5 separate regions of the Homo sapiens genome follow, and all the other regions are linked to region 2. Evidence: chromatin loops called from intact Hi-C (ENCODE). Cell type or tissue: natural killer cell. All regions are shown on one strand. Links, peaks and the distances in the headings refer to the core of each region. The heading gives the core; the rest is flanking DNA. Region 1 overlaps KLF12 (KLF transcription factor 12). Region 2 overlaps KLF12 (KLF transcription factor 12). Region 3 overlaps KLF12 (KLF transcription factor 12). Region 4 overlaps KLF12 (KLF transcription factor 12). Region 5 overlaps LINC00402 (long intergenic non-protein coding RNA 402).

Region 1 (5,000 bases), core at 1-5,000, 260 kb after region 2:
TCTGTGGAATAATCATTTATTCTCATTCTTCTCAGTATGAAACAGCCTCTCTAATTTATGGGGTGTGAGCACAAGTGGACTCACATGTTATTCTAAGGGTTTTTGGCCTGAGCAACTGAGTGAATAATTCCAACATTTTTGAAATTGAGAAGATACCAGAAGGAACATCTTTTTTTTTGTTTGTTTCTTTCAGAGAAAGGTTGATATTAAGAAACCTGGGTCTGGTTTTCAGAGAAGATCTAAGGCTGGAGGTAGACATTTGGGAGTCGTGATGATGTGGATGGGAAGGTCATGATGGTAGCTCAGTTGGAGCCTCTTTTAGCTACAGAGTGAGTTTAAATAGTGGAGAGGAAAGGTTATAGGACAGTGACAACTAGCCCATGCCAACATTTAGAGTTTGAAAGAATGAGAGGAGGAGGTTCAAGCAAAGGAGAAAGAAAGGAGGAAAGCCAGAAGAATGTCTTGGCTGCTGAGTAAAGAAGCTGTTCAAGAATGGAGTGATAATTTATGTCAGTTGCTGCTGAGAAGTTGAGGACTAAGAATTCACCATTAGATTTGAAAACATGGAGACTATTGATGGCTGTGATGAGGGCAGTTTCATCAGAGCGGTGTGGATACCAACTACATTGGATTCTAGAGAAAATGGAATGTGAGGAAGCATGGCTATAGCTAGAATTAATTTCTGCCCTCTAAAATTTACATGTGTTGTACATTATGTATTTAAATAGCAATGCTAATATAACAAGGAACATTCATAAACAATTAAAGAGATAAAGTATATTATTATGACTGTGCTTCTTATAAGTACCCACATGCTTCATATTTAGTCCAAGAAAACCATTACTTCCACTTTATATCTACTTATATTATAAAATGTTCAATTGGGCTTAAATACATGGAAAATTTCCTATTTAAGACCCTGGTGCTAATTCATCTTATTACATCCTCTGGGCTGGGTGGAGGGAATATATATAAGTATCAGATGATAATCTTATATCATCCATGATGTAAGACAGGTCAGACAGGTCAGACGTACCTGTGTTTAAATCCTGACTTTTCTCTTTACTACCTACGTGACCCCAGCAAGTTACCTAATCTTCTAAGCCTATTTTCTCAAAGATAAAATGTGGACAGTAATGACATGAGGATAAATTAAGATAATATGTCTTAATTATTTAGCATGATACCAAGCAAATAGTAAGGGCTCTGTAAATGGGTGCAAATTTGCATTGCCGTGATTACTGTCTTGTTCTTGAATGGGTCATAACTTAAATACTGTGCAGTTTAGTACACAGAAGATAGGTCTTCTAATAAAGAGCAGAAAAAAATGAGCTGCCTGAGAGTAAGCCATACCTTATAAGCCATAGTTTTTGGTTTGTATTATTCTGCCCATGTTTATTTCTTGGTTTGTTTTCTCGCCTTTAGTAAAGTTGTATAAGCACAGTAGGTAAGACTGCAGGCTCTGTAGAGCATATTTGTAATCTTAATCCCCTGGAATTACCTGGATAGTCCAGCTCTATCCTCTGACTTCCCATCCTTTCATGTCTAATCAGCACTGCTAGTGACAATAGCTAACATGTATTGACTGCTTCCTAAGTACTGAGCACCATTCTAAAGATTTTATAGCTGTTAACTGATTTAAACCTCGCAGCCCTAGGTAATAGGCCCCATTATTACCTCCATTTGCCCTGATGAGGAAACTGAGGCACAGAGAGGTTAAATAACTTGCCCAAAGATGACACCGTTGGTAAACGGTGAAGCTGGGATTCAGTCAGGCAGGCTGGTCACACAATTTTCACTCTTAACCACTTCATCCTAATTCCATTTGGGATGATAAGATTGCATTAAGTTATCACAGCTTTTCTGTGGTGCAGATAGTAAAGTGGGACCAGTATCCTTCCCCCAGCAATTCATGAGTGCTGATGATTTGTGTTGGGAATCAAGATGTTGCATCCCACCTCCAGTCACCAGGGGGTGCCACTCAGGTAGGTTTATGAAAACATTGAAAACCAGAGTGATGGTATTCTCTTGATTAACTATAAATGGCAGTCATTAAGATGCAAGGTTTTGAGAGTCAGGTTCTTTGGTGCTTATACCCAAAGAAGAAAGAGCCGTTTTTGTATTAAGTCATCTAAAAAGTTCTCATATGCTTAGCAAGAAAGCTAAATTAAGCTCTGCACTGGGTAAAATTATAAACATGCTCTCTGCTCCAGATGAGTAAGTGTATATAAATAGAACAGTTGGTACACATGGCCCTAATGGTATAGCTTCCCTGTTTTCTATGTAATGTAAATCACCAAATGTGAGCATTTCTACCTGACAAACTGTCAGTCTCAGAAGAGCACATTCAATACATGTTACACAACAACCAAGATTGCCCTTTTGTTCAGCGTGGTGTTTTTTCTTTCCACATCCAGCAGTTAGTACTAAGGCCTGAACCCCTTAGTTACAGAACAAAGTGGCTTAGCAGTAATCGAGCCTGTGTGAGGCTAAGGGAAGAATAATGAACATTCCCTGCAAGCTTCCTGCCTAGATGCAGGTGCAAGAATCAGGAGGTCATGAATAATGCATGACATGCAGATTAGGTGGTGGTTTCTCCTACAGAGGTTTTGACGTTGCTACCTGCCTGGCTTCTATATGTGGAAAGAAGGCAGAAGATGGCAAAAAGTGTCACAGGTTAAAGACTGAGCTCAAAAAAACATGCCATATCCTTTTGAAGAAATAATATATAGGGGGTTGGTGAAGTGCAAGGCTTATGGTCTACTTTATCAGATGAAGTATGTGCCAAGTTATCAGTGTACTTATTCCCTTTGAGGACAGAAATAAAGCTTTGTTGATTTACCTTTTTAATTTAGGAAACCTTGTAATTATTTGTTCATATACACAATCAGGACTTCTTTTCCAAAGACTTTCCTAAGGAATTCTTTTCCTGAGACTGCTAAACCATTATAGAAATTCTCCATTTGCAGTATTTGATCTATGGATCAGTGAAATTTTCCTAAAAGATACAAATACCTAGACAATGTTGTAATTATGGATTAAACAGACTCTCTTTTTCTTCACTAATATATGCAATAAACAGCATCAATAAGAGAATACTTCTGTCATTAAACTTCACCCAGTGGAATTTTCATGATGAAATAGTTTCTTTGTACTCCTAGGGTTAAGGAGGGGACAATATAAAAAGTAAATGTGTAAAAGATAGAGAACAAATTAAAGAACTGTGAGTATTTGGGGCTGATTAAACTTTATTTAAATAGTTAGGATTCTGATACCCCAGTGAGGGTATAGGGAAAGTTCAGGAGAATTTCCTGCACTTCCTCTTAGGTCAGGGGGCTTTAACTGGGGAGAACTTTTTTGGCTCAAATATCCATTTTAAGGATTGTATTTCAAGCAGACAGAAAGTAAAAAAGTAAAAGAATAAAAGAGGAAAAAATTACGCTTGCTGCCTTTCGTATAATTTTTATGTACTATTATTGCGTTTTCCCCCTCTTTGTCCAATTTAGGATACTGGATTATGAACTGGCTTTCATTTCTAGCTGAGTCTGTCATTTCCACTAGGCCCCAGTTTGGCTGGACGCCGAGACCAACAGGTGATCCTTGTAGCTGCAAAACAGCAGGAAGTGGGCCGTGCTTGAATGAGACAGTTCACCAGAGGGGCTGTCTGGCCTCTCTCCATCTTTCTGCATAATTAACACCCCCTCCCCCATGCCGAGCAGAAAATCTGTGCTGAGCAGCTCAGCTGCAGCAGCCATTGAGAAGCGCTGTGAGGAAAAGAATGTTAATAAGGGATGTTGGAAGAAATAAGCCTTCCGAGTGCAAAGTGCAGTCTGGCTCTGGGTTTAGGGAAAGACTGCAGTTGGCCCTTAGGCGGGGCTGGAACTGCATTATCTGTTTTGGAATGATTTTCACTTATTAAACAACTACAGAGAACTGGGTTTCTTACAAACCTTGGTTCTAACTGGACTTTAAGACCAGTTTTATATCCCCATTTTTTTTCTTGTAAATAAGAGCAATGTATGAAGCATAAAGGGTGAAGGTAATACAAGCTAAGACTGCTTGGATCTCACAAATCCTGGCTAAAGACAGACCATAACAGGAAGCTGGCAGCCGGAAGTAGGGCGTATTGTTTTGCCGGTTAGTGACCCACAAAGAGGCGGAGGTTTACTAGCTAGGCTTTGATTAGAAGATAACAGCAGTTCCCGGAAGCTTTAAGCTGTTTCCAGTGGATAAGTCCAATCCTGGAAGCTTGGAAAGCAATATATTCTTCACTTCTCCTTTATCTGGCTAAAATTTTGAATTGACTTTACTTTCTTCAAAGTCCAGTGTAGCACATCACTTCCAGAATGTACTCCTCCTAGGAGTACCTGTTCACCCTTCCTTCCTTCCCTGTGCCTGCAGATTCTGTCACAGCACATTTGAATAACGTTGTTTGCTTCCTAGAGTTTTAAATGTGGTAGAGTGAAGGAGAGGGCACTTAGACACCTCTTTGTGCCCACCCTCATGGGAACAGGTACAAAGAGGGCTCACTGAACTCAGGCACCATACCTTAGATAACTTTTACCCACCCTTGTACCTGGCAAGGGTTAGGTATTCAGTCACTTTTGTTGGACTGAATGAATGCATCAGTCCTGCCTCTGGGAGTCTTCAGAGTGAACATTATGACAGACCTGTTGTCTTGAGAGTGGTTAAGAAGGAAAAAAGGACCACAGATTTGCAGGCGTAGGAATTTAATTGCATCATTTACTAAGAGGGGTTCAAGTTCTGGGGATTTTGTATTAAGCAATTCTAAAAGAAATTATTTATAAAACATGCCATTTTTTTAAATTTGCAATTGGGAATATGCTTTTTCAATGACTGGATTATTCTTCTCTGTCTACAGGGTACATCCGTCCCCAGTATCAAGGGTCCGGGGCAATCGAATGAATAATCAAAAGTTTCCTTGGTGAGTATACAGTCTAATATGAGTATTTGTAGGTCTTACGGGAAACTTTAATAGG
Region 2 (6,485 bases), core at 1-5,000:
TATAAGGTATGCCCCTTTAAAAAAATTGAAAATTCTTTCTCTTTTTCTTATATTAATTTAAACTTATAAAATGATGTGATTCCCTTGTCTTCCTTCTCTTACACATTGTAACTCTCTGCTGCACCTAGATGCATTATAAAATCTTACTAATGTAAACATTTTAAAACTTGAAGCATTTTCCTCATAAGAGCCATGTTTCTTATATTTATCATAGTAAGAGAACTTCTAGATATGACCTTACTAATCCTTATAGTCTTTCAATAAATATTGCCATTTGGAATCTACTTTAATGTTTAAAAATATTAGGGATTATAAAATATGTATATATATTGTAGCTATAAGTACTTAGAAAAACGTTATGAAATTATGACAGTAATACAAATTAAGCTAAATATTTCTAGTGAAACCACCACATTTACTTGATAGAAGTTTTTGTATACTTTACTAATTATTCTGCATACGCAGGTCATTTTAACTTAATATTGCAAAATAAGCTCTTTTTTCCATTTTTCTTAAATGTAGTTTATAATAGCAGCATGCTAGTCCATTACAGTTTTCAACCATAATTAAATCAGCTATTTCCTCGTAATAAATTATTTCCAGTTTTTAGATTATAAATCGTGTTTCCATGCACTTTTTATACTTACAGTTTTTCCTTTTTTTGTTGTTGTAGGATTAATCTAGGAATGTTATCACTGGGTCAAAGACTATCAACGTGCTTTTGACTCTTGAAAGGAAAGTGCCTTTCAAAGGAGTTCTGATAGTTGGTATTGCCAGAGGCAACCTATAAATAAGGTTCTTCCTGCCACTTTCTAGCAATGGATATAATGGCTATTAAATTGGCCAATTCAATCAATGTTAAGTGATATCTCATTTTTTTCTTCTTCTTTCTTTACAAGGGACAGAAATAATTGTTGACATACTGTTTTGGATTAAAGTGGGTAATCGTGATGAAATAATTTGGAATTGGTAGTACAGTTATAATAAAGCACACGTTGAAACTAAATTAAAAAGACTCTTTAATGCATCTTGTTGACTTTTTATGTGAAGAATGTGTATGGTCACAATTGAAACTCTTATGGGAAAATTTTAAAGTTTTTGAAGTAAAAAAGAAAAAAGAGGCCAAAAAACTTTAAAATGTATTTCCATCTTGTAGATTCAATTGCTGATTTCTTAATGTGCCATCTACTTTAAACTCTTAAGTATCTGAAGCCCAAGTCACTACATGTAGAATTAGAAACCACTGTTTTTGGTTTTAAGGGTATTTATAAATAGCCTGAGTGGAACCTTTATCTTCAGTTTTACTGTTAAAGCCTAATTGAGTTTTACTATTAAAGGTGACTATACTCTGTCTTCCTCCTTAGCTTGCTTTTGCTTCATTTATAGAACAGACCCTAGTATTTTAAAAACAATTATATATGCCACTCATACCTACCCCTCTCCCCCCGCTCCCAAGACAAAATGTATGCATGTTGAATGAACAGACATCGCGAAGTGGGGGGATTTCTTTGAGCTGTAGAATTAGATGATGAAAAAAGGGAGAGGGGGAAGTGTGAGAACTACAGAGAAAAGAAGACAGTTAGAGAAGAAGACATGGAGATATGAAAGAAGTAGCTTTACACTTTGAGTTCTCATTGCCTTCGTATTTCTTCACAAATTCTCAGGCAAGCTGTAAGGTAGGTTGTTTTTTAAGGCTTATTGATAAGCAGTTGATTCGTATTTTAGGTCAAACTAATTCTGCATCTCTTTCCCATTGTTCTTTTCTATTCTGCTTCTTTATTCTACTCTATTTTTAAGAGAAACACTGTCTAACTTGCTGGCTCTTTCTGCTCTGCTGTTGCTCCAGCCCTGCAGCTTCCCCACCGTGTGAATTTGCACTTCAGTGGCACCATTTCCTGTTAGAAACCAAAGGCAGGCCCCTGACTTTTCTAGGTGGTGATTCACACAGGAAAAGACCTGAAAAGCTGTATCAGGGCACCTGACTTCACCGTGGGACTAGCTGATCGACTTGAAGCACAAATGGGGCCCTGGAATCTTTTTCCTACCTTTTGGTCTCCTGTGGGACTGAGGTAGAGTGGTCAAAAAATTTAAAGATTGATGTAAGTAGATTCTAGAACACAAATTACAGAAGGTTAGAATCGATGTTTTTCAGATTACCCTGGATAGAAATCAAGGTGAATGATACTGATATTTGAATCCAAATCAGGTATTTGTTGTTTTTAATTATAGTAAAATACATGTAACAGAAATGTACTATTTTAACCCTTTTTAAAACATTATATATTGTCATGTAACTGTATCTAACATGGAAATATGTGCATGCATATGTAACTTACAAAGATGAAAACTGTTCCTTCCTTATTTTGTAATAGAAGAACCTTAAATATCACTATTTTAATTTTCTTTTTAAATTGTGAAATACAACTTAAAATTTTAGTTTAACCATTTTTAAATGTATAATACAAGGTGATGTTTTTTCACTATATAAGTTAGGCTTTACATAAAGGAATTACATACAGTTCTATTAGAGAAGCATGCAACTAAAAAGAGGTTGATTTGCAGATATTTCACTTTTTTGGAAATGAAATAACTGATTTTTTTCCTCTTCCATCCCTCTTTATTTTTCTACACATATATTTTGGTACTTGAAGTATTGCTAAGTTTTTGAACCCAGTTTTCCTCCAAGGTAAAGGTTTTTTTTTTTTTTCTTCAAAATCTTGAGTTAATTTTTTCATGTAATGAATTTGCAATCCATGTGCAATCGATCTTTATAATAAAAATAGGAAATTGACATTTCACATTGTATCCATAATTGGCATAAATTATGATGATTAATAATGTCAAGTTTGTGAGTTAGGGTACCCAAAACTCAACTGTTTCACTAGAGAAATCTTAGCAAATCCAAATTATTTAATTGTTTGCATTTTACCAAATAATGTTTTCAGCCTGTTATGGGGACTCTAGAGAGGTGGTTATCTGACAGTTGTCAAGTCGGAGGAAGTTAAGATGCCTTTGTATCTACCTGGGCTCATCATTTAGCTATATCTGCAGTCATTTGGTAATGTCATCCAGTCAGTCAAATGTGTTTCATTTACTTTATTCATCAATATAATCTACATTATATTTACGACAGTGACTGTTTATAAAAAGGCAGTATATAAACCTGGACAGTTCTAAATTCCCTTGGGTACCTTTCTTACCTCAGTATATGTTAGTAAATGATGATTATGTCCTATGCAGTGGAGTGCCAGAACTCTTGCATCTGTTTAGACTACTCACTGATTTTCTTTTTTTTTTTTTTAACTCTGAACAAACCAAAGTGTCCAACATGTGTAACTCACTAATGTTCACAACCCACTTGTAGCGAAACTAAGAACCTTAAAATGACCTTGAAGCTATAGCAGTAGTGAGCATCAGATATATTCAGACACTTTATGAGTCGATTAGCAACAGAGACTTCTTCCCTTAGAAAATAGAAGTAGTTGGGAAGCAATGACATTTGCATAAAGGCACTTCCTTTTGCCACCTTTTGGATTTTTTTTTTTTTTGTAGAATTATGGTTTAATCTTACTGCTGTTATTAAACTGCTTTAAGCTTCTTTCCAAGTATCACAGCCAAATTGAAGGATTTATTTCCTTGCTTGCACTTTGAAACATAGCTGTCAAACAAAGTAAGCAAAGGCAAGTGATAGAGATACAGCCCCTTTGCATTTTCAGTTTATTTGCATTTGTTCATGACTTCTAAGACACTTTAAATTTCCAAAGGAGTTTGCTTTCTTTAAACTCTGTCATATGTACATTGTTACCTGAATGAGTCTGTGAGAGATCAAAGTACCTGTCAGCTTAGTAAATAGAAGAGATTTTTTTTCTCTCTGAGCTGGTTATAAAGGGAGATTCCATTGGCTTATTTATGTTGAGAACTTAACATAGTTAGGAAAACAGTGGGTGGTTAAAGTTTGAAAAGTGTCAGGGAAGAGGTGGGTGGTTTCTGTAGAGTATCAAATATTTGAAGTATATTAAAGCTGAAATAAGTGAAAATCTGTTAGATTACTTGGAGTTTCTCCTAATTTCCTATGTTTTAGAGAGACTTTTTCCCCCTCAAGTGCATTTGCATATATAGAAACAAAATGTGGCTTCCACAAATGATGTTGCCTATCTCTCTTAAAGTAATATTTAAATGAATAATACAGACTCGTTAATATTGTCAATTATTTTATAGGATACTTGAAGCTGAAGAAGACACAAATATCAGTGGCCTAACTAATTTGTACCTATGGAATTACTATTTTGGTGAAAAATATTTTCACTCCACGTGTTCATTGTGTGTGCATGCCTGCCCTCTCTCGGCAGTGGTCCAGCTGATTGCTGCTGTTACTGTTAAGGGCTCTTAGTGTATCAAAAATAAGTTCTTGAGCATGACAGAATGATGCGTATACTCATTTTTTAAATTGGAAACAAATGTTCTGTATTAACTATATAGTGAGTACAATCAAATACATAAACCATTAGATGGGCAACTAAGCTGGTAAGCCATGGAGAATTTACTATTTTGTTGGATATTTGTTAGAGCATGAAGTTGGAATTGAGAATGTATTTTCTCCTGAAATATAGTTGATGATTATGTATCTGTCTGTGAGGTGTGGTTAATTCCACAAAGCTTATTTCTTCTACAGTATCCCCCAAATTAGAATATGGTACTGCCATTATGTGATAACCCTGTATATGACAGTGTATCTATTGGAAAATGTTTTGAGTTTTCGTATGAATTTTTAGGGGCATTGCTGTAGCTCTGACAGTATAAATATGGATTTGAAAGTTATAAGCCATACACAACTTGATATTTCAGAGGCTAGGAGTTGCAGTGGGGCTCCAGTGCACTGGTGGTGATAAAACTGTTAGGGGTTGGAATCTCTTTGCACTTTGATCTCTTAGGAACTGTCTTAACCCTAGCTGTATTTCACATGCCCCTTTTCTTCAAGATCACCAGAAACTTGCTTAATCTGCTACCTCTTCACAATGAACAGCTGATGCTCTGGCCATAGTAGCTATCAGCCCCCTTTCCTGCTAGTTAGTTCCTGGGTTAGTGTCCCCACAAAATTCATGTCCTTTTTGGGACCTCAGAATGTGATCTCATTTGGAATTAGAGTTGTTGCCAATGTAATGAATTAAGATGAGGTCATCCTAGAGTAGAGTGGCCTTTAATCCAATATGGCTGTGTCCTTCTAAGAAGACACACACATAGGGAGAGCACCATGTCACAGAGGCAGAGATTGGAGTGATATATTTACAGGCCAAGGAATACCAGCGATTATTGGAACCACCAGAAACTCAGAGAAAGGCATGGAACAGATTCTGCTCTACAGGCTTCAGAGAGAACGTGGCCCTACCAACAACTTGATTTTGGAATTTCAGCCTCCATAACTGTGAGAGAGTAGATTTCTGTTCTTAAAAGCCACCTGGCATGTGCTACTTCCTTACTGCAGCCCTAGGAAACTAATACACCTGCCAATAAGTAGAGAAGAACACGGTCTCTGAGTTTCTCCCCTGTAAGTCTGTTTTTTAGCAAACATGTAAGTAATTTTTAACGTTCTCGAAAATTCTCAAAAACAAAACCAAACATCTGTAGGTGAAGAACATTCATTTTCAACCATCACTTCAGTTTGGCATTTTATGGGAAAGCTATTCCATACTAGGATCCCATCCCCAGAGGTTCTAATCTGGTGGGTTAAGGGTAGGGCCTGGGCATCTGTATGTTTTAAAACTTCCCAAGGGAATCTTGGAATATGCAGCTAGAGCAGAGAATCACTAGTGCAGAGGGAAGAGTAAGAACTAGCCAGGTGCACATTAGAATCAGTTTGTTGGCTTCTGAAACTTACTGATGCGTGAGCCCCAACACCAGAGGTTAGGGATGCAGCCTGCCATTTGGTTAGGGATGCAGAGAGTTAGGTCGAAGAGAGTTTTGAAGCTCCCGGTGATTTTTTTTTTTTTTCCACAGTGGATGGATGGATGAGATCTCAGCATGACAAAATACCTTCTTCTGTACTGTGTTCTTTCTTTTTCATAATTCAAGGCCTTCCCAGACATCTTCAAAGGAGGCGGCCAATACGTTATATGTTGGGGGGGTTGGAGTGGTCACTGCAGGTGGGTGCAGGTGGCTGCAGGTGGGGTGAGAGGGGGTCAATTTTTTTTTTTTTTTTGGATTTACCCTTTTCCCTCCTATTTTCTGCACCATTGCATGTTCTGTGGGAAAACCTGTCTTGGGCCCACATGAAGGAAATGAGAATGAAAGTGTAAGGTTGCAAAAGTATAGATGTGAGGGGATACCCAGTGAGAGGAAAAAATTTGAAAAATGCCATGTGGCAGAAGTGGGAGACAAAATTTGAAAAATGCCATGTGGCAGAAGTGGGAGACTGTGGCCACTGGTGGCTGTTTCAGTTGTGTATAATCCATTGAGCCTGTACAGAGGGGACTTAATGTGTGTGTATA
Region 3 (6,488 bases), core at 641-5,640, 65 kb before region 2:
TATATACTTAGCATGTATCAAATATACTAATTTAAAGTGTTGAATACATGTTTGTGTTGTGTAAATATGAACTAGCTATTGTATTTTTTTTTTTGCATTTTACTGATACTCCTAATGAACTCTGAAATAGTTGGGAAAAATAGCCCTTTCCTAAGAAGGAATGACTTTCAAATGTTTGTGGTGAGTAACATGTTGAAGTCAGAGTGGTTGATTGCTATTTAAACCAAAGTAATGCTCATTTACATTAGTTTATATTTTTGTTTATTTTACTTACCTAGAGAAATGATCTGAGGTTTAATGTGTTGAATACAGGCTCTCTCACTATATATATTTATATATATATTTTTTTCTTTTTGGAGTCAATTCTTAACTATTTTCTTTTTAAATGTGATTATATATTTTGGAAAGCTTCAGAATCAGACATTTAGAGCTGGAATGTTCCTTAAAAATTCTTTTAGTCTGATTCCTTCAAGTTATTCACAGGCAAATGATAATGACCATCTTATGGTTATTTATAGTTTACAATGTTCTTTTTCATTAAAAGGAATTCCAGCTTTGCCCAATTCTATGAGCTCTGTATTTTAATTTTCTTATTCTTTATGCTATATTATTTTGAGTGGATGTGCTCACAATGTTGGAAATATGGAACGGAGATCAGGTAACACATTTGAGCTGGAAAAAGATCTGTCTAACATAAAGTTCTGGGTGAAGCTTTGAAACATGATTCAGTACAGTAGAGGAAAACATAATTTGCCTTTCTTCAAAAATAGCCATTTCAACACTGTTGCCTCCAAGATTATATTTCTGCTCCAGTTATCCGCCCGCTGTAGCATTTCTTAACTATGTGATTTAGTCAGTTAAGATTTTTGATTTTGAGTAAAGAAAATGAACTCAGGCAGGCTTAAGTAATAAAAGGGACTTTGGTTGTCTAATGATAGAAAGTTCAGATGTAGGTAGGTCTCCAGGATTAGTTTGGTTTAACTTCTCAACAGTGCCATCAAGGATGGATCCAGTTTCTTTCTGTCTCTCTGATCCACATTAAATTCCACCTGGTTCCCCTCAAGTGCGTAGTTGTGAGAAGGAAGTTGTCTGGATTTTTTGTTTGTACAGTGAAAAGGAAGTGGGCTTCTGAAACCTCTTTCAGGAGAGTGAGCGAGGAAGCTTCTTTCTCAGGTGCCACTTTTGACAATTTGCATTTCCCTGATAACTAACGATGTTGAGCATCTTTTATGTCCTTGTTGGCTATTTGCATGTCTCCTTAGGAAAAATGTCTAAGTTATTTGCCCATTTTTTCATTGGGTTTGTCTTCTTGATGAGTTTTAGTTCTTTTCATATTCTGAATACTAGGATCTTGTATAATTTGCAAATATTCTTTCCGATTTTATAGGCTGTCTTTTTCTTTTTCTTTTTTCTTTTTTTTGTTTTTTGTTTTTTTGTTTTTTGAGTTGGAGTCTCTGTTGCCGAGGCTGGGGTGCAGTGGCGCAATCTCAGCTCACTGCAACCTCTGCCTCCAGGATTCAAGCATTTCTCCTGCCTCAGCCTCCCAAGTAGTTGGGATTGCAGGCAAGTGCCACCACACCCGGCTAATTTTTTTTTTTTTAGTAGAGACGGGGTTTCACCATGTTGGCCCGGCTGGTTATAAACTCCTGACCCCAAGTGATCTGCCCGCCTTGGCCTCCCAAAATGTGACTTTCATTTTCTTGATAGTATCCTTTGCACAGAAGTTTTTGATTTTGATGAAGTCCAACTCTTCTTTTTTTTTTTTGAGACGGAGTCTCACTCTGTATCCCAGGCTAGAGTGCAGTGGTGTGATCTTGGCTCACTGCAAGCTCCACCTCCCGGGTTCAAGTGATTCTCCTGCCTCAGCCTCCCAGATAGCTGGGACTACAGGCACCCGCCACCACACCCAGCTAATTTTTTCTTTTTTGGTATTTTTAGTAGAGACGGGGTTTCACCGTGTTAGCCAGGATGGTCTCGATCTCTTGACCTCGTGATCTGCCCGCCTCAGCCTCCCAAAGTGCTGGGATTACAGGTGTGAGCCACCACGTCTGGGTTTTTTTTTTTTTAAAGGTTGCTTTGTTTTAGAGCAGTTTTATGCCCACAGCAAAATTAAGAGGAAGGCAAAAAAGTGTCACACGTACCCTCTGCCTCCACACATGCATAACCTCCTTCATTATCAACATCCCCTATCAGAGTGGTACATATGTTACAATTAAGTAATCTACATTGATGTATTATCACCCAAAATAAATAGTGTACATTAGGATTCACTCTTGGTGTTGGCTTTTCATAGCTTTTAGACAAATTCACAATGATACATAACCACTAATACACTATCATACAGAGGTTTTTTTTTACTGCCTTAAAATCCCCTGTGCTCTTCCTGTTGATCTCTCCCTCTCCCTAATCCTGGCAACCACTACTCCTTTTACATTTATAGTCATAATTGCTAAAAGTTTAGAAACAACCAAGATGTTCTTCAGTAGGTAAATGGATGAAGAAACTGTGGTGCCTTGAGACAATGGAATGTTATTACCACTAAAAAGAAATGAAATATTAAGCCATGACAAGACATAGAGGAAACTTACATGCATATCACTGAGTGAAAGAAGCCCATCTGAAATGTCTTCATACTCTATGATTCCAACTGTATAACATTCTAGGAGAGTCAAAACTACGGAGGTATTATAAAAAGATCAGTTTAACTTTTTGTTACTTGTGGTTTTGGTGTCATATCTAAAAATCATTGCCAAGTCATAGGTCTTTAAAATTTACCCTTGTATTTTCTTCTAAGAAATTTATTGTTTTAGTTCGAATGTTTGTTCTTTGATCCATTTTTAATTTTTGAATATGTTATGAGGCAAGGGTCCAAAGTCATTCTTTTGCATGTGGATTTCCAGTTATCTGAGCTCCATTTGTTAAAAAGACTCTTGATTTTTCATACAGTGATCTTGGTACTCCCGTCAAAAATCTATTGGCCATAGACACATGAGCTCATTTTTGAACTCTGAATTCTGCTCCATTGACCTACATCCTTATGCTAAAACCACACTGGTCTTGTTTCTTGATGCTTTGTAGTAAGTTTCGAAATGGAAGAGTATGAGCTTTCTTACTTTCTTTTTTTTTTTTTCAAGGTAGTTTTGGCTATTCTGGATCTCTTGCAATTTCTATACAAATTTTATTTTTATTTTTATGTTTTTTAATGAATTGGGCTATATCAAAATTGAAAGTTTTGTCCTGTGAATGACATTGTTAAGAGAATAAAGGAGAACCTACAGAATGAGAAGAATACACAAATGAGGTATCTAACAAAGGGCTCTATCCAGAATATACAAGGAACTCTCAAAACTCAACAGTAGCAGAAAAGCCCAATCAAAAAACAGGCGACAGACCTCAAGAGATACTTTATCAAAGAGGATACATGGATGGCAACTAAGCACATGGAAAATTGTTCATCATCATTAGTCATCAGGGAAATGCAAATTAAAACCACAGCGACCCACCAGTATACATTTATTAGACTCTACATGCATTTTAGAATCAGCTTGTCGATTTTGATAGAGAAGTCAGTTATGATTCTGGTAGGGATTACATTGAATCTGTAGATTAATTTGGGAGTAGATTCCTCAATTGTAACATATGTACCACTCTGATATGGGATGTTGATAATGAAAGAGGTTATGCATGTGTGGAGGCAGAGGATATGTGTGACATTTTAACAATCTTGAGTCTTCCAATCTGGGAATACAGGATGTTTTTTCTTTCATTCAGATCTTTAATTTCTTTGAATAATTTTTTTGTAGTTTCCAGAGTATAGGTTTTATACTTCTTTTGTTAAATTTATTATTAAGTATCTCATTACTTTTTATACTATTATAAATATAATTGTTTTAATTTTGTTTTTGGATCGTTCAATACAAGTATATAAAAGGTGTATTGATTTTTGTATATTGAGTTAGTATTCTGCAACTTTGCTGAACTCATTTATTAGTTGTAATGTATTTTCAGTGTATTCCTTAGAATTTTCTATATACAAGATCAAGACATCTACAAATAGAGTTTTATTCTTCCTTTCCAATCTGGATGCCTTTTATTTCTTTTTCTTGCCTTACTATCCTGGCTAGAACTTCTAGCACAATGTTAAATTGGAGTGGTGAGAGCAGACATGAGTATTTTATTCCTCATCTTAGGGGTAAAGCATCTATCTTTCACCTTTAAGTATGATACTAGCCATGGTTGTTTTTTTTTTTTTTTTTTTCCCCCTGCATGTTACGTCGTGTCAAGGAAATTCCTTTCTATTCCTAGTTTGATTTATGTTTTTTTTTTTCAATAAATGGTGTTTTGTCAATTGCTTTTATTGCATCTTTCCATATGATCCTGTGGTTTTGCTATGGTGCATTACATTAATTGATTTTCAGATGTTAAACCAACCTTGCGTACCTGGGATGAATCCCAGTTGGCCATGGTATATAATTTAATTTTTTCATGTTGCTAGGTTTGGTTTGCTATTTTGAGGATTTCTGCATCCATATAATAAGAAATATCTGTTTGTGGTTTTATAGTAGTATCTTTGTCACAATTTTTAAATACCTAGATAATTAGGTTATCTGTGGAATTTTCAACTTGTTATTTTTTCATGGGTCTATCTAAATATACACTTATATTTGATAAAATGGCCTAGGAATGAAGAGTCACCACCATCATTATTTTGAAGATATTTGGTCCTTTTAGGGTTAAAAAGAGAACACAGTAATACCTGTTTTAAAAATGGAATGAATCTACTATATTCATGAACCTGAGCCTGTGTGTCTTTGATTCTCCACCTTTTTTTGTAGGGGGCGGGTGGAAGTTTTCCTTGACTCTGTGTGCATGTGTTTATAGGACTCATTTACCCCATCATTTACTTGAAAAGCAATGAATATCATATAGTGTTAATAAAGTAAAATAAACTTCATGGAGGTTAAGCTTGGATTTGTATTTAGGGTTTTACTACTTTTTTTGATAATTACGCATCAGAATTCTAGAAATAATTGTCACAGAGATAGCAGAATTGTCTAGAGGTACTAATTTACTACACAGGCGTTTTATTTTTTAAGAGCTTGCATATAAAGTGGTTTACAGTACAATCCAGAAAATTAAATCTTATTGTCTTGAAACATCCTGTTATGCATACAAGTGAAGTTTATATCTTTAGTCATGATTCTTTGTGAGTGATTTTTAACAGTTCAAAGTGCTTTCACATTCAAGACCCTATCTGGTCATCATGAAAGCCCTGTAAAAAAGGTGTAGAGTTAATATGACCATTCTCACTTTTCAGAAGTACAAGTTTAGGCATTGAATGACCTTAAGGCTGCAGATCTGTATAATGGCAGAGGGCAGATAGTAACCCAAATGTTCAGAACCCCAGCACTGTGCTCTTTCTTGTAGGTCAGATTATGCACATCAGAGTACCATGTGATGACCATATATTGATTTCTGAATAGTCCTCATCTTTCTCTTTTTGTCCTTTGCTATGCTAGAGTTGAAAGATCTAGGGCTCGGCACGGTGGCTTATGCCTGCAATCCCAGCACTTTGGGAAGCTGTGGTGGGCGGATCGCTTAAGATCAGTAGTTTGAGACTAGCCTGGCCAACATGGTGAAATGCCGTCTTTACTAAAAATATAAAAACTAGCCAGGCATAGTGGCATATGTCTGTAATCTCAGAGACTTGGGAGGCTGTGGTGGGAGAATTGCGTGAACTCAGGAGATTCCAGCCTGGGCAACAGCGCAAGACTGTCTCAAAAAAAAAAAGCTATAGCCACACTTTTTATCAGTGTAATAGTTTCTATGGTGGGTTAAATTCCTCTGAAATAGAGTATTTATGCTTGCTGGAATTTCTGAGCAAGTTTGATAAATAGTAAGAATTGCTTTGTCTTTGGGCCAAGCTCACCATGGTTTGTGGAGTTTGTATCTCTTTGTGCCCCATGATGCTGAAAGAGAGCAAGACCATGCTTTTGTTTTCCAGTCTGTAGGATACCACTCCCTCCTCCAATCACTCGTCCCTGTGAAGTTTCAAGGAATAAGAGTATATTGGTAGAACTAACCTGGGTCATGCCCCTCATCAGTGTTCTCTTTGTTAAGAATGCACTTGAGTGCAGGAAATGGGCAGTTCCTTCTTTTCTGCTTATTAACTGTGTGTACATCAGTTGGGCTTCTTTGATAGCCCAGTTCTGGCTTCTTTTACACAATACACCGAGAAACACCAATTAATAGTATATTATACATTACAGATAATAGTATATTATACTTAACAGATATTCTCATTTGATGCCAACACACTGAAGAAATGTTATCTCTGGTTTCCAAATAACAAAACCTGGGGCTCAGGAACTTTTAAGTGACATGCTTGGAATCATATGGCTAGAAGCTGACACAAGCTGGGGCTAGAAACCTGATCTCAATCAGATTATTAACTCTTCGAGAGCAGGGAGTGCATCTTCATCACTGAT
Region 4 (6,420 bases), core at 1,421-6,420, 94 kb after region 2:
CAGAGGGGCCCACTAAAGGGTTTGGTGAGTACTTATCTTCCTGTGTATTGGAGGAAGGCAAGGAAAGGTCGGCCATACAGCAGTAGGTTGAACAATTCTTGGAGCTCACATAAAGCTGACAGAAATCAGGGTGGAGAGACCTCTTCATATGTGAGGCATTGGGAAGAGGGCTTGGAAGGGTCACAGCTTAGTGGCCCTGAGTCCTGGAATAGACTGCTCTGGACCTACCCTGACAAGCCTTAGAAACAAGCATTGAAAGGACCGAACTGATCTGCAAGTCACTCAGCTGTATACCAGAACAAAAATGCACTCCAAAGAATACACGATCTAGTGCTGAATGATGTAAAAATCACAATGTCTGGCATCCGATCAAAATTACCAGATGTACAAAGAAGCAGGAAAATAGAACTTATAACCAAGTTTTAAAAATGAATCAATAGAAACACATCCAGAAATGACAAATAATTGGCAAAGATCTTAAAACATCTATTTTGTATCTTATATGCTCACAAATGTGAAGGAAAACATGAAAATGATGAGAAGAGAAATGGAAGGTACAAAAAGATAAAAAATTAAACAGATGAAACATACACCATGTATGTCTGTTTTTGCATTGCTGTAAAGAAATACCTGAGGCCAAGTGCTCACGCCTGTGATCCCAAGGGAGGTGGATCACTTGAGCGCAGGAGTTCAAGACTAACCTGGACAATGTGGTGAAACCCCATTTCTACAAAAAATACAAAAATTAGCCAGGCATGGTGACACATGCCTGTAGTCCCAGCTACTCCGGAGGTTGAGATGGGAGGATTGCTTGAGCTCGGGAGGTGGAGGTTGCAGTAAGCCAAGATCCCATCACTGCACGCCAGCCTGAGCAACACGAGACTCTGTCTCAAAAATAAATAAATAAATAAATCATGGCAGAAAGCAAAGTGGGAGCTCGTGCATCATGTGGTGAGAGGGAGCTGGTGCCAGGATAACAACTTGTGAACTCAGAGTGAGAACGCATTCATTACCATGAAGACAACACCAAGCCATTAATGAGGGATCCGCCCCCATGACCCAAACACCTCTCCCTAGGCCCACCTCTAACATTGGAGGTCGCATTTCAACATGAGATTTGAAGGGGAAAAAAACTTCCAAACCATATCATACTGTATTTAAAATTTTAAAAATACAGTGGATGACATTAATAGATACTGCAGAAGAAAAGATCAATGTCTGAATACGTAGCAATAAAAACTATCCAAAGTAGGCCGGGCACGATGGCTCATGCCTGTAATCCCAGCACTTTGGGAGGCCGAGGTATGTGGGTCACTTGAGGTCAGGAGTTCGAGACCAGCTTGGCCAACATGGCAAAACCCTGTCTCTACTAAAAAATAAAAAAATACAAAAATTAGCCAGGCGTTGTGGCTCATGCCTATAATCCCAGCTACTCAAGAGGCTGAGGCAGGAGACTCACTTGAGCCCGGGAGGTGGAGGGTGCAATAAGTTGAGATCGTGCCACTGCTCTACAGTCTGGATGACAAAGCAAGACTGCATCTGTCTCAAAATAAATAAATAAATAAATAAATAAATAAATAAATAAATAATAAAAACCTATCCAAAATAAAGCACAAAGCACAGAGAGAAAAGAAATAGAGGCTTAAGATAAAAACAGAGCTTCAGTAAGCAGCTGTGGAACAATAGCAAGTTGCTTATCATACCTACAATTGGACTTTCAAGAAGAGGGAGATCAGAAAAAAATATTTGAAGAAAAAAAGCTGAACATTTTTCAGATGGGATGGAAACTATAAACTCACAAATCCCAGGAAGTTTAATGAGCCCCAAGCAGAATAAATGGCACTAAAACACAGAATAATCAAATTGCTAGAAACAAGTAATAAAGGACATAGTCTTAAAAGCAGCCAGGGGGCAAAAAATACACCTTACACATGAAGGAAGATAAATCAGTCTTCTTATCTGAAATCAGTCAGGAAAGAAGAAAGAAATTGCAGGCAGAAAGAAACGGATACTAGGTAGGAATTTAGATTTATACAGGAAATGAGTAATGGTAAACATATGGGTCAATATAAAAGAATTTAAAAATCTTTTTAAAAGACAGTTGACTGCTGAAAGCAAATATAACAATGCATGGTGGAGTTCGTGACATATTGAATGAAAATGAGTAGTAACGACAGCACAGGACAGGGTTATGGAAGGAAGTATAGGTAGAGTTCTCCCACCACTTGTGAAGTGGTATGGTATTATTTGAAGGTAGGTCAGTAAGTCGTAAGTGATAACTTGTGATAAAGCCTTATGTTGTAAATTCTAGAGCAGCCACCCACACAAAACAACCAGATACAGTTGTCAGGACCAATAGTGGAGATGAACCAGAAACACTGCAAAAAAAAACCCCTCAATTTATCTAAAAGAAGAAAAGTCAAAAGGAACAGAGTACAGATAGCAAGATGGTACATTCTAGAGTAATCAAAGGATAGAATCTAGAGTAGTCAAAATCTTCGACAGTAGAATGAAGTTGCCAGGTGTTGGGGGAGAGGGAAATAGGGAGTTGTCCTGTGAGTATAGAGTTTCAGTTTTGTAAGATGAAAAAAGCTCTAGACATCTGTTATACAGCGTTGTGAATATAGTTAACACTACTGAGTTGTACACTTAAAAATGGTTAAGAGGGTAAATTTTATGTTATATGTTCTTTACCACAATTAAGAATTTAAAAAAAAACATTTTTTGAACCAGAGGGCTTAGGATTTATAACTGTATAGGAGAGCAAATATGGATTACTAAACTGGCTAAGGGGAGACTTGAGCAGATTGCTTTGTATAGTTCAAAGGGGCAGTGATTTTTAAGAAATCTGTTTGTTATAGCAGCAACCATGTGTGAGTATATGGCCTTCCTTATACTTACAATGAAAACTTAGATGAATTTTGGCTTTGACAGCATCCTTCTTGTAACTCTAGAGGAAGAAGTTTCGTATGAAAGGTGAGACTATTCGTGTTTAGCCATGCCAGTCCTGTTGATTGCCTGTGTACAAGGCCTGTCCTCAGATCAGAAACTGGAATTCTTATGTCTGATAACATTTTATTTTAGAAAAATTTAAATATCTATAAAAAAACCTATCAAGAGAAATTAGAAGACATGATCACATCTTGAAATAAAAGCTATTAATAGTTTAGAAAACTTTCTTCCTGGAACATAATAATTCTGTGGTGAACATTGTTTTAAGATAAAAAGTGAAAGGATAGAAAAAGATACGTTATGCAAACACTAAATAACAGCAAAACCAAAATGTTGGTGCCCTGTATTCATATCAAAGTAGGCCTCAGAACAATAATATAACCAGAGATAAAATTGAGCATCTCATAATAAGGATGTCAATTCATTAAGAGAACATAATAGTTTCATGTGCTTGTCTGCCTTAGTAATCCTTTGAGTAGATGTAATATTGTTTTTATTAGTAAATAAAGTTGCAGAGATGATATGCATGTAAGATCACACAACAAGTAAGTAACAGGCACTGAACTGTAGTCCATGTCTTGTGAATCAGTCTTTTCATTATTGCAGGGTATTTGTCTTTGTAACTTGGTTTTGATCATTGTAACTAGTTATCACATTGGACATGATCTGATACCAGACATAATTCCTACTAATATATTGATGTGTAAGAAGAATCTAATATAGATCTTGTGAAAAGTTTTTGTTCAGTACCCCAGTAAATGCAAATTTGCCTAGAGTCACAGAGCCTTTTATGCAGTATCCTACAGTAAATGTGAACTCTTTTGAATCACTCTTTCACCTTAATTTCATAGGATTAAAAAATATTTTACTACATAAGATATGTTTGTTTTATATAAAATAATGTTTGTATTTACTTAATGGGCAAACATAATCCCTGGTCACCACATGGGCAAAATTCTATTTCACTGTGTGTCTATCAATTTTTGAAATCAATAGATTGAGCAGAACTGACACCACATATTAGATTCACCTTCTAGAAAACTCCCCTAGTGTTTTGAGAAACCAATGTAACAATAAAGATGTCAACAGGTTTTTTTTGTTTTGTTTTCTTTACAAATTATGTCAGAGAATCATCACTGAGAAAAATGCTGTGCTCTGAAGGCATTCGACCTGGTGACAATTTTGATCTGTTTCATGTCTTACTAGGTGATCATATCTGTGGCTACAGAAGAAGGAAACTGTGTTCAGTGTCATTGGTCAGTCCTTTCTGTTGTCTTAAGAAAATGCGAAGAAAGTGTCATAAGGAAATATGAACTTCTTTTCATCTATCTTAAATGAACTATAATGTTCAAGGTGACTCATAGTCTCTATGACTGATTTTAACTCTCAAACTCCAGTTTCATTGCCATATTCTTGTCATAACTAATTATATCTTTTTCAGTAAATTCATGAAGATAATAATTGAGATTATTCACTCTTTAAAGCCTTTATCTGCTAAATAAGGCAGTCTTGTTTCTTTAAAATTCAGATAAAGAAGGAATTTCTTTTCTTTTTTTTTTTAACTGTGGTTACACACTTTATTTTTAACTTGAAATAAATTAATGCAACTGTGCATTTAAAACCTTGAGCCTCCCTTAGCTAAGTCAGCTCTAACAAGGTAGTCGAATGAGCCTTCTGGGTTGCTTGAAGTTTTGTTATAAATTTCATATAAAAGATGAGTATTCAGACTACTTAAAAATAGTCAATGTATTGTAAATGGTAAAAAAAAAAAAAGCAAAATATTTGAGGTGAAGCATTTTCTATAAACAGTGCAGGGGCTGTTGGTTCTGATCATAGATATATTTTCAAGATTATATTTTTCCCCAATCAGCATTATACTCATGAAAACTTACATACTGTTGAAAATTTAACATTCTTTCACCATCAGCAATTTTGCAAAATAACATTATTTTCATAGACATCATCATCAAAACCCTTAATGGATGTCGTTTTATGAAGTTAGAAGATAGATGTAGAGACAGTTATGTCTTTCCATTGACATTGCATGTCTATGCTAAATTTGCTCTTCTCCTCTCAAATTTTATTTGCCATAGTAGCTTCTGACTTCTATACTGACATAAATATATATAAATAGAGATTTTGCCTTAATCTTCTTTGGATTATTGCCCTTGGGTATATTCACATTTCTATGCAGTGTTTTTGAGCTGTAGAAATGTGTCTGAGAGCTATGTAAAACATTTTTCTGTTTAAATTCAGGTATAATAAAATGTATGAATTCAGCAAGAATAAGTGAAATTGTATACATAATACTTAGCATAGTACACAATATGTCAAGTAATCAAAAAGTAACTGCCATTGCATTTGTTGTTAATCTGCATTTCTCCTGAGTTTTGTGATGTAAAATATTTCAGATTTGAAAATTAAAATATGTGGCTAGGGCAGTGGCTCATGCCTGTAATGCCAGCACTTTGGGAGGCCGAGGCGGGTGGATCACCTGAGGTTGGGAGTTTGAGACCAGCCTGACCAACATGGAGAAACACCATCTCTACTAAAAATACAAAAAATTAGCGAGACATGGTGGCACATGCCTGTAATCCTAGCTACTCAGGAGTCTGAGGTAGGAGAATTGCTTGAACCCGAAGGATGTTGTGAGCCGAGATCGCGCCATTGCACTCCAGCCTGGGCAAGGAGCGAAACTCCGTCTCAAAAAAAAAAAAAAAAAAAAAATGTTTCCAGTTATTCACATAGATGTTGAAAAAAGATTTAACATTAATGATGCTCCAAAGTAATGCTGTGCTTTATTACTTTATTATCAGGAAAAAATTGCTACTGTCAGTCTGTTTATACTGTAAAATCAAAACATTGATATTGTGCCGTTATATACTTGCCTTTTACCAATAATTGCCATTTTAAAATAGATGTGTTTAATTCTGTATTCTGGATTTTACTCAGAAATACTATGTCTTATCATGTGTGTCTTTCCTTAAACATGAACTACTAAAAACAATTGTTACTGTAGAAAGCATTTCAAACGTTATTCAGAAACATATATGGTTGTGACAGTTAAATGAATGATGGTTTTTAAAAAACTTTCAATTTCCCAAATTGAATAAAAAACTTTTCTAGTTAATATGTAGTATTTTAATTCAAATTGTTTCCAAAAACATAAAACATTATTAGCATTCAGTGTCTCCATTGTCTTAGAAAATGATCCTTGAAGAAATATAAGAAAACTGTAAGAGGCAAAAATAATGTATGACATATGATGTGGCCAGTTTATTTAATAGAGTTTATTTAATAGATATTTGCGTTTTTTAAAAAAATGATGCATATGACTATGCTTTTATGATATAACATTTCTAAATGGTGGGGAAAAAATTCAAGTTTCTGGCACTTGCAATTTTTGAACCAATCATCTTTACATTATTCCCTAAACAATGTCTTGCTATTGTTAAGAGACCTATGGCC
Region 5 (6,414 bases), core at 1,415-6,414, 220 kb before region 2:
AAGGTAGGAGTTCAAGACCAGTCCGCGCAAAATAGTGAGACCCCAGCCTCTACAAAAAAATAATAATAATAAATAACTAAAAAAAGATAACTTGACATAACTCTAATTTCTTACACCTTGGTTTCATAGGTAAATTATCAGAGTTGAATTACAAGAGAAAGTGCTATGAGGTATCCTGTCGGAGATAAGAAAATCAGGTAGGATACTTAGGGCCCTTCATCTTTCTTCTTCACCTATGCACAGGGCTGGTACATCTGGATATGTGCCAAAAAACTGATTCAAGAGGAAAATTCAATTAGCAGTAGCAAAGATCCCCCCAAATTGCCCATGTGTGGCTGGTATTTTTTTCAAAGAGTTATTATTACAGCAAAATGCTGCTATTTAGTCCATGTCACCCCTGCACACCATCAGATCTGTAAAAACAAGGAAATTATTTCATCTTGTATTGTCTTTTTGGTTCAAAACAATCTGAACCCATCTTCATCATCAAGAGCGTTTGTGATACAGGTATTCATTTGACTGCAATGTAAGAAACAAGATATCAAAGATATTGTTTTCTCTGCTTTGTCTTTTCTGCACCCTCAATTTATTTTCTTTGAAATCTGGTCGAAAAAAAAGAAGCTTACTGCTTCAAAATTCATTATTAGTACAATAAGATCGTTTTCACAGAATGTAGTAACTATGGATGGAATTCAAACTACTGATGTCTATATTATGATCATATTTTTCAACTAAAAGTCTCTTTTTAAATTAATTACAGCATACCAGTTAATTCCTCTGAGCATTCAGATTTTTCACCATAAGTAATTAACTCCTCTGACCCTCCCTCATCTTTTTTAACACCATGAGCCACTGTCATTAGCATCGAGTCAGATGTGCTTTCTCATCCGTGCCGCACACAGAGGCAAGTCACAGCCACAGCCCTCTGACTTCTAAATGCACACGTGCATAAGTGTGCAGAGATCCTCTCTCCTTGGAGGCTTCCTGCACAAAGACTTGGATTTCTGATGGAAACGCCACTGAGGTGATCTTTGCCATCTGTCCGGTGTTTCTGGAGAGGCATCACGGGTTCATGTCGGAGGAGAGAGAGTTGATGTGTTCCTCACATTGGTCTGTGTTATTTTTTCCACCCACCAAGCCAGTAAGCTGGCAGGGGGCCACTTTCTATTTTCTCAGAAGCACAGAGTGGTTCCCCTGTATTTTAAAAAGGCAAATGCTGCCTTATTCAACCTAATAATTCCTCAAAAAACAAGAGCAAATAACTGAGCCCACTGCATTTTATGCCTGAGGAATAAGCCGAGGCAACATTCTAAATACTTTAGCTTCTCCTTCCTAAAAGACAGAAAAGTAGGGTAGAAAATGGGCTGTCTTCAATGGGAGCCACCCACCTTCTGACACTCTGAGTACAAGAATGTGCTATTCCTAGTTCATCCTGCAATTCCCAAACAGAATTTGATCAAACCCTAGTACCAGGTAGCCCTGTCATAAGTGCGTCATCCATTTAAAACAGCACGTATCCACTTTTAACAGAAGCCGATCTGAAATTGTTGACTGTCTATTCTGATATATATAACTAGAGTTCTAGGAATGATGTTGAAGCATAGGCATTTGGGGAAGGCACACTTGGGTGTCGTGTCAAAGCCAGAGAATTGGCACACTGACATTGAAGAGGGCTTGAGAAAAAGACCTTTAGGTGCAAGGAAAGAAGTTTTGATTACCAACAATAACCCTTCTACTAGTGTCTGGGGAAAAGTTACTGAAACTCAGCTTTGCCATGCGATCAATTTAGTTTTTCATTGATACTTTAACATACAGTTACTATGATTTTTTAAAATTCTAGTATTAGTCTTCCACGTTAACTTTGTCTGTTCAAAACTAAGTTGTTGTCCCCTCTTATTTACAAGAGGTAAGTGGTTAAGTAATTCAGGTCTTTCTTTGAAAAACTGTATTAGGTGACTATCCTTAGTGAAACACTTTGCTATGTTCCACAGTGGATACAAGGTTCATAAAACAACAAATTTTATGTATAAAATAAGGTCAATAAAATATGGTAAGAACTCTCAGCCAGAAATGAGAAAATAAAACAAGGTTCTCAGAGCAATCATTTCCTGTTTTTAAGCCTCAACTTTTTAATCTATCAAATGAGAAAATCTGTTAGGAGGTTTCTAAATTCATTTACAATGTTAACATTCCTTCACAGGTCTTTATTTTCCTCCTACTAGATCTGCTTTGTTTTAAAACCTGTCTCATTTTTCCATGCAACAATTTCTCTCTCTGATCCTATATTACTTTCCTAGCAATTTCATCTACTCCCATAGCTTTAATTTCCACTTTCAGACTTTTAATACCAAAATGTTGTAGATGATAGATAGATAGATAGATAGATAGATAGATAGATAGATAGATAGATAAACTTATCTCCCATTCTTCAAACCTGATATACAGCTTCCTACCAAATGTCTCACCTGTATGTCCCAAATTCATCACAAACGTTCATGTTCAAAATTGAAAACCTTCTTCTTTTCTTGTATCTGTCTCAATAAATAATAATACTGGCTACCCAAATACCAAAACAAAGAACTGGAAATTTTCCTTGATAGCTTCTCTAGCCATCCAACTGGTACTCTGACCTGCTGATTCTTCCTCTTCTATTCTCATGCCTCTAATCCCTCTTCCAGGGCTACCATCAGAGTCATCAGAGTGACTTTTCCAAATCCTAAATATGTTAATCTATCTTTTTGTAAGTTTGAATCATTTAGTCATATGTTTGTTGCTGCTGTCACCATCTTAAAATCCACCAGTGGTTCCCTATTACCAAAAAGTGCTTCTCAATTTGGAATACACATTGCTCAGGAGGCCTGGTAATGTGCTGGGGGAATTCAAAACTCAGGATAACATCTTGTTTTTGAAATTCAATTTTACTTGGTAGCAATAAGTTGAAAAATTGTCCTAGCATTAAAAGGAGTAGGACAATACACATTAGAATCCAAAAAATATGAAGGGATACTATAAATACATTTTTCATTTGTGATGGCCCACTTCAGGCTATGCCCCCAAAACCCACAGTGGAGGGCAGATATTCTTCTTACCCCTTTGGAACACTTTAGATGAAATGTTTGAGAAGTATCATGAATGCAGAATAAAACCAAGACTTCTTAGTACAACACTTGCAATTCTCCATCATCTGATTCCTACCTAATTACCTCAACGGTCTCATCCTCTTCCCTCTGTCCCTGTCTGCAACTTGTGATGGTGTAAGCTTGGTGGACCTGCTTGAAAGTAGAAAGTGATAAGTTTGGAGGGAAGTTCAAAAGAATTATTGGAGCCAGCTCATGTTCTTCATGCCACAATAAGACTTACTTCAGTAGACTATGGGGAGCCCCTGAATGTTTTAGGTAGTGGAACATCAGGATCATCTGTAGTTTATAAATAAAAGACTAAGCTACATCATGATACCTCTAGTAACAAAGTGACATATGGATCAAAGACTGGAGGGAAGTCCAGGTGAAAGATGAAATTCTTAACAATTACCAAAGATGATATTCTTAACAATTACTGAAGAGTCAACTGTGGGAATATAAGTGACACTTTTCACTCTAAAGGTTTGAGGTTAAAAACAAAAAATTCAACCACAGCAGGAACTGTGATAATGATTCATTTGGTAAACATCCTGTAGTAGATGTTTCCGATACTCATATTAGTAAAAGCAAGCAAATTCAGTTTTTCTAACCCCAACATATGTTCATTAAAACAAGTGAGACAGATCACAATTGTCTTTTGCACATATTGAGTCCACAATTTCAAAATTGTGTGCTAGTGTCGGGCCTCCTCCACATTGCCTATACACTCTGTTCCCATTGCTTAGAATGCCCTTCTTAGTATGGACCCTATTCCAATTGTGGAACCCTTAACTGCATTTCAAAACCCAGGACAAATGATACCTCCTTAAAGAATGTCCTCTCATGGCCAACAAACATATGAATAAAATGTTCATCATCATTAGTCATTAGAGAAACGCAAATCAAAACCACAATGAGATACCATCTCATGCCAGTTAGAATGGCGACCATTAAAAAGTCAGGAAACAACAGATGCTGGAGAGGATGTGGAGAAGTAGCAATGCTTTTACACTGTTGGGGAGAGTGTAAATTAGCTCAACCATTGTGGAAAACAGTGTGACAATTCCTCAAGGATCTAGAACCAGGAATACCATTTGAACCAGCAATTCCACTACTGGGCATATACCCAAAGGATTATAAATCATCCTACTATAAAGACACATGCACACATATGTTTATTGTAGCACTATTCACAATAGCAAAGACTTAGAACCAACCCAAATGCCCATCAATGATAGACTGAATAAAGAAAATGTGGCACATATACACCATGGAATACTATGCAGCCATAAAAAAAATGAATTCATGTCCTTTGCAGGGACATGGATAAAGCTGGAAACCATCACTCTCAGCAAACTAACACAGGAACAGAAAACCAAACACCGCATGTTCTCACTCATAAGTGGGAGTTGAACAATGAGAACACATGGACACAGGGAGGGGAATATCACACACCGGGGCCTGTCAGGGGTGGGGGACAAGGGGAGGGAGAGCATTAGGACAAATATCTAATGCCTACAGGGCTTAAAACCTAGATGATAGGTTGATAGTGCAGCAACCCACCATGGCACATGTATACCTATGTAACAATCCTGCACGTTCTGCATATGTATCCTAGAACTTAAAGTAAAAGAAAAGAAAAGTGCTCTCACTGCCACCAAATGAAGATTCATCAGGGCTCTGCAGTGGGTGGCAGTGAGAGGCAACTTCCCCGAGTGCCCAGAAATTCTATGTACACGTGGCTCTGATAGCCTCACCTTGCTGTAATATGTCTCTGCATGTTCAGCTCACTTTAGACTGTGAGCTTCTTAAAAATAGGGCCACGCCTTCTTTCCCCTTGTATCCCCAGTATCCTTGGGCAGGATGCTCAAGCCCTACACCTACTAAACAATTGAGAGTTTATTGGATGAGCATATTAAAGAATTAAAACTCACAAAGAAACTAGCCTCATGACTTTGTTACGTCTCATATAAACACGTGTGTGTTGATATCATTTGGCTATGTCCTCACCCAAATCTCATCTTGAATTGTAGCTCCCGTAATTCCCATGTATTGTGGGAGGGACCCAGTGGGAGATAATTGAATCATGGGAATAGTTTCCCACATACTATTCTTGTGGTAGTGAATAAGTCTAATGAGATCTGATGGTTTTATAAGGGGTTTCCTCTTTCACTTGGTTCTCATTCTCTCTCTCCTGCCACCATGTAAGACATGGCTTTTGCCTTCCACCACGATTGTGAGGCCTCCCCAGCCCATGGAACTGTGAGTCCATTAAACCTCTTTTTCTTTATGAATTAATAGGTCACAGATATGTCTTTATCAGCAGCATGAAGACAGACTAATACACATGTCAAAGAAAATTCAGGGACATGTAAACTCATTTCAGAAATAAAAGTCCATCTTACAAGATTAAATCTACCTTCTATAAAATTTGACTATTCAACTGATCTATACTTCCTGTAAGTAGTAACATCATTAACAAACATTTTATGTTTGAGGGGGAATTAAGTAATGATCATGCAAATACAGAACTTTTAAAATTTAACTCTCCAATAACACTCCACAGAGTGGGCAGAAGAGCTTTTAATATTCCTACTTTAAAAATTCGGTACCTGGGGGGAGGAGCCAAGATGGCCAAATAGGAACAGCTCCGGTCTACAGCTCCAAGCGTGAGCGACGCAGAAGACGGTGATTTCTGCATTTCCATCTGAGGTACCGGGTTCATCTCACTACGGAGTGCCAGACAGTGGGCGCAGGTCAGTGGGTGCATGCACCGTGCGCGAGCCGAAGCAGGGCGAGGCATTGCCTCACTTGGGAAGGGGTCAGGGAGTTCCCTTTCTGAGTCAAAGAAAGGGGTGACGGACGGCACCTGGAAAATCGGGTCACTCCCACCCGAATACTGCGCTTTTCCGACGGGCTTAAAAAACGGCGCACCACGAGATTATATCCGGCACCTGGCTTGGAGGGTCCTACGCCCACGGAGTCTCGCTGATTGCTAGCACAGCAGTCTGAGATCAAACTGCAAGGCAGCAGCGGCAGCGAGGCTGGGGGAGGGGCGCCCGCCATTGCCCAGGTTTGATTAGGTAAACAAAGCAGCCCAGAAGCTCGAACTGGGTGGAGCCCACCACAGCTCAAGGAGGCCTGCCTGCCTCTGTAGGCTCCACCTCTGGGGGCAGGGCACAGACAAACAAAAAGACAGCAGTAACCTCTGCAGACTTAAATGTCCCTGTCTGACAGCTTTGAAGAGAGCAGTGGTTCTCCCAGTACGCAGCTGGAGATCTGAGAATGGGCAGAC

The links. A loop is a pair of places that touch in the nucleus more often than their neighbours do. Peaks named below come from ENCODE experiments on the same cell type or tissue, not always from the same donor. Only the 100,000 strongest peaks of a DNase experiment are listed, where the experiment ranks them.
Region 1: it touches region 2 in a loop (4-fold over the local background); 3 of 110 quality-filtered maps call a loop at or near these places.
Region 3: a loop joins it to region 2, with 4 times the contacts of the local background. A loop is called at or near these places in 3 of 110 quality-filtered maps.
Region 4: a loop joins it to region 2, with 3.0 times the contacts of the local background. A loop is called at or near these places in 2 of 110 quality-filtered maps.
Region 5: it touches region 2 in a loop (9-fold over the local background); 2 of 110 quality-filtered maps call a loop at or near these places.

The regions. Positions count from the first base shown.
Region 1 is chr13:73,764,883-73,769,882 of GRCh38, reverse strand. KLF12 (KLF transcription factor 12) reads left to right here. Exons shown (of 8, transcript NM_001400136.1): 6 at 4,883-4,945. Among named protein-coding and RNA genes, the nearest start is that of LINC00393, 110 kb to the right of the region's middle. RefSeq lists enhancers at 1,763-2,398, 3,392-3,892. In natural killer cell, for the core only: CTCF peaks have their summits at 1,782 and 1,983 (motif pointing right); DNase peaks (open chromatin) are centred at 1,972, 2,572, 3,632 and 4,132; H3K27ac peaks cover 3,702 bases.
Region 2 is chr13:74,022,380-74,028,864 of GRCh38, reverse strand. The region is part of intron 1 of KLF12 (KLF transcription factor 12); the gene reads left to right. Among named protein-coding and RNA genes, the nearest start is that of KLF12, 110 kb to the left of the region's middle. RefSeq lists an enhancer at 1,983-2,062. In natural killer cell, for the core only: no CTCF peak of the experiment used is centred there; DNase peaks (open chromatin) are centred at 1,484, 1,914 and 3,864; H3K4me3 peaks cover 1,241 bases; H3K27ac peaks cover 1,724 bases.
Region 3 is chr13:74,087,574-74,094,061 of GRCh38, reverse strand. The region is part of intron 1 of KLF12 (KLF transcription factor 12); the gene reads left to right. Among named protein-coding and RNA genes, the nearest start is that of KLF12, 44 kb to the left of the region's middle. In natural killer cell, for the core only: no CTCF peak of the experiment used is centred there; DNase peaks (open chromatin) are centred at 1,081 and 3,021; H3K4me3 peaks cover 341 bases; H3K27ac peaks cover 1,388 bases.
Region 4 is chr13:73,930,120-73,936,539 of GRCh38, reverse strand. All of the region lies in intron 3 of KLF12 (KLF transcription factor 12), which reads left to right. Among named protein-coding and RNA genes, the nearest start is that of KLF12, 200 kb to the left of the region's middle. In natural killer cell, for the core only: no CTCF peak of the experiment used is centred there; no DNase peak of the experiment used is centred there; H3K27ac peaks cover 220 bases.
Region 5 is chr13:74,241,291-74,247,704 of GRCh38, reverse strand. All of the region lies in intron 1 of LINC00402 (long intergenic non-protein coding RNA 402), which reads right to left. It also overlaps a transcript of KLF12 not described here. Among named protein-coding and RNA genes, the nearest start is that of LINC00402, 13 kb to the right of the region's middle. RefSeq lists an enhancer at 5,966-6,414. In natural killer cell, for the core only: no CTCF peak of the experiment used is centred there; a DNase peak (open chromatin) is centred at 3,624; H3K27ac peaks cover 2,822 bases.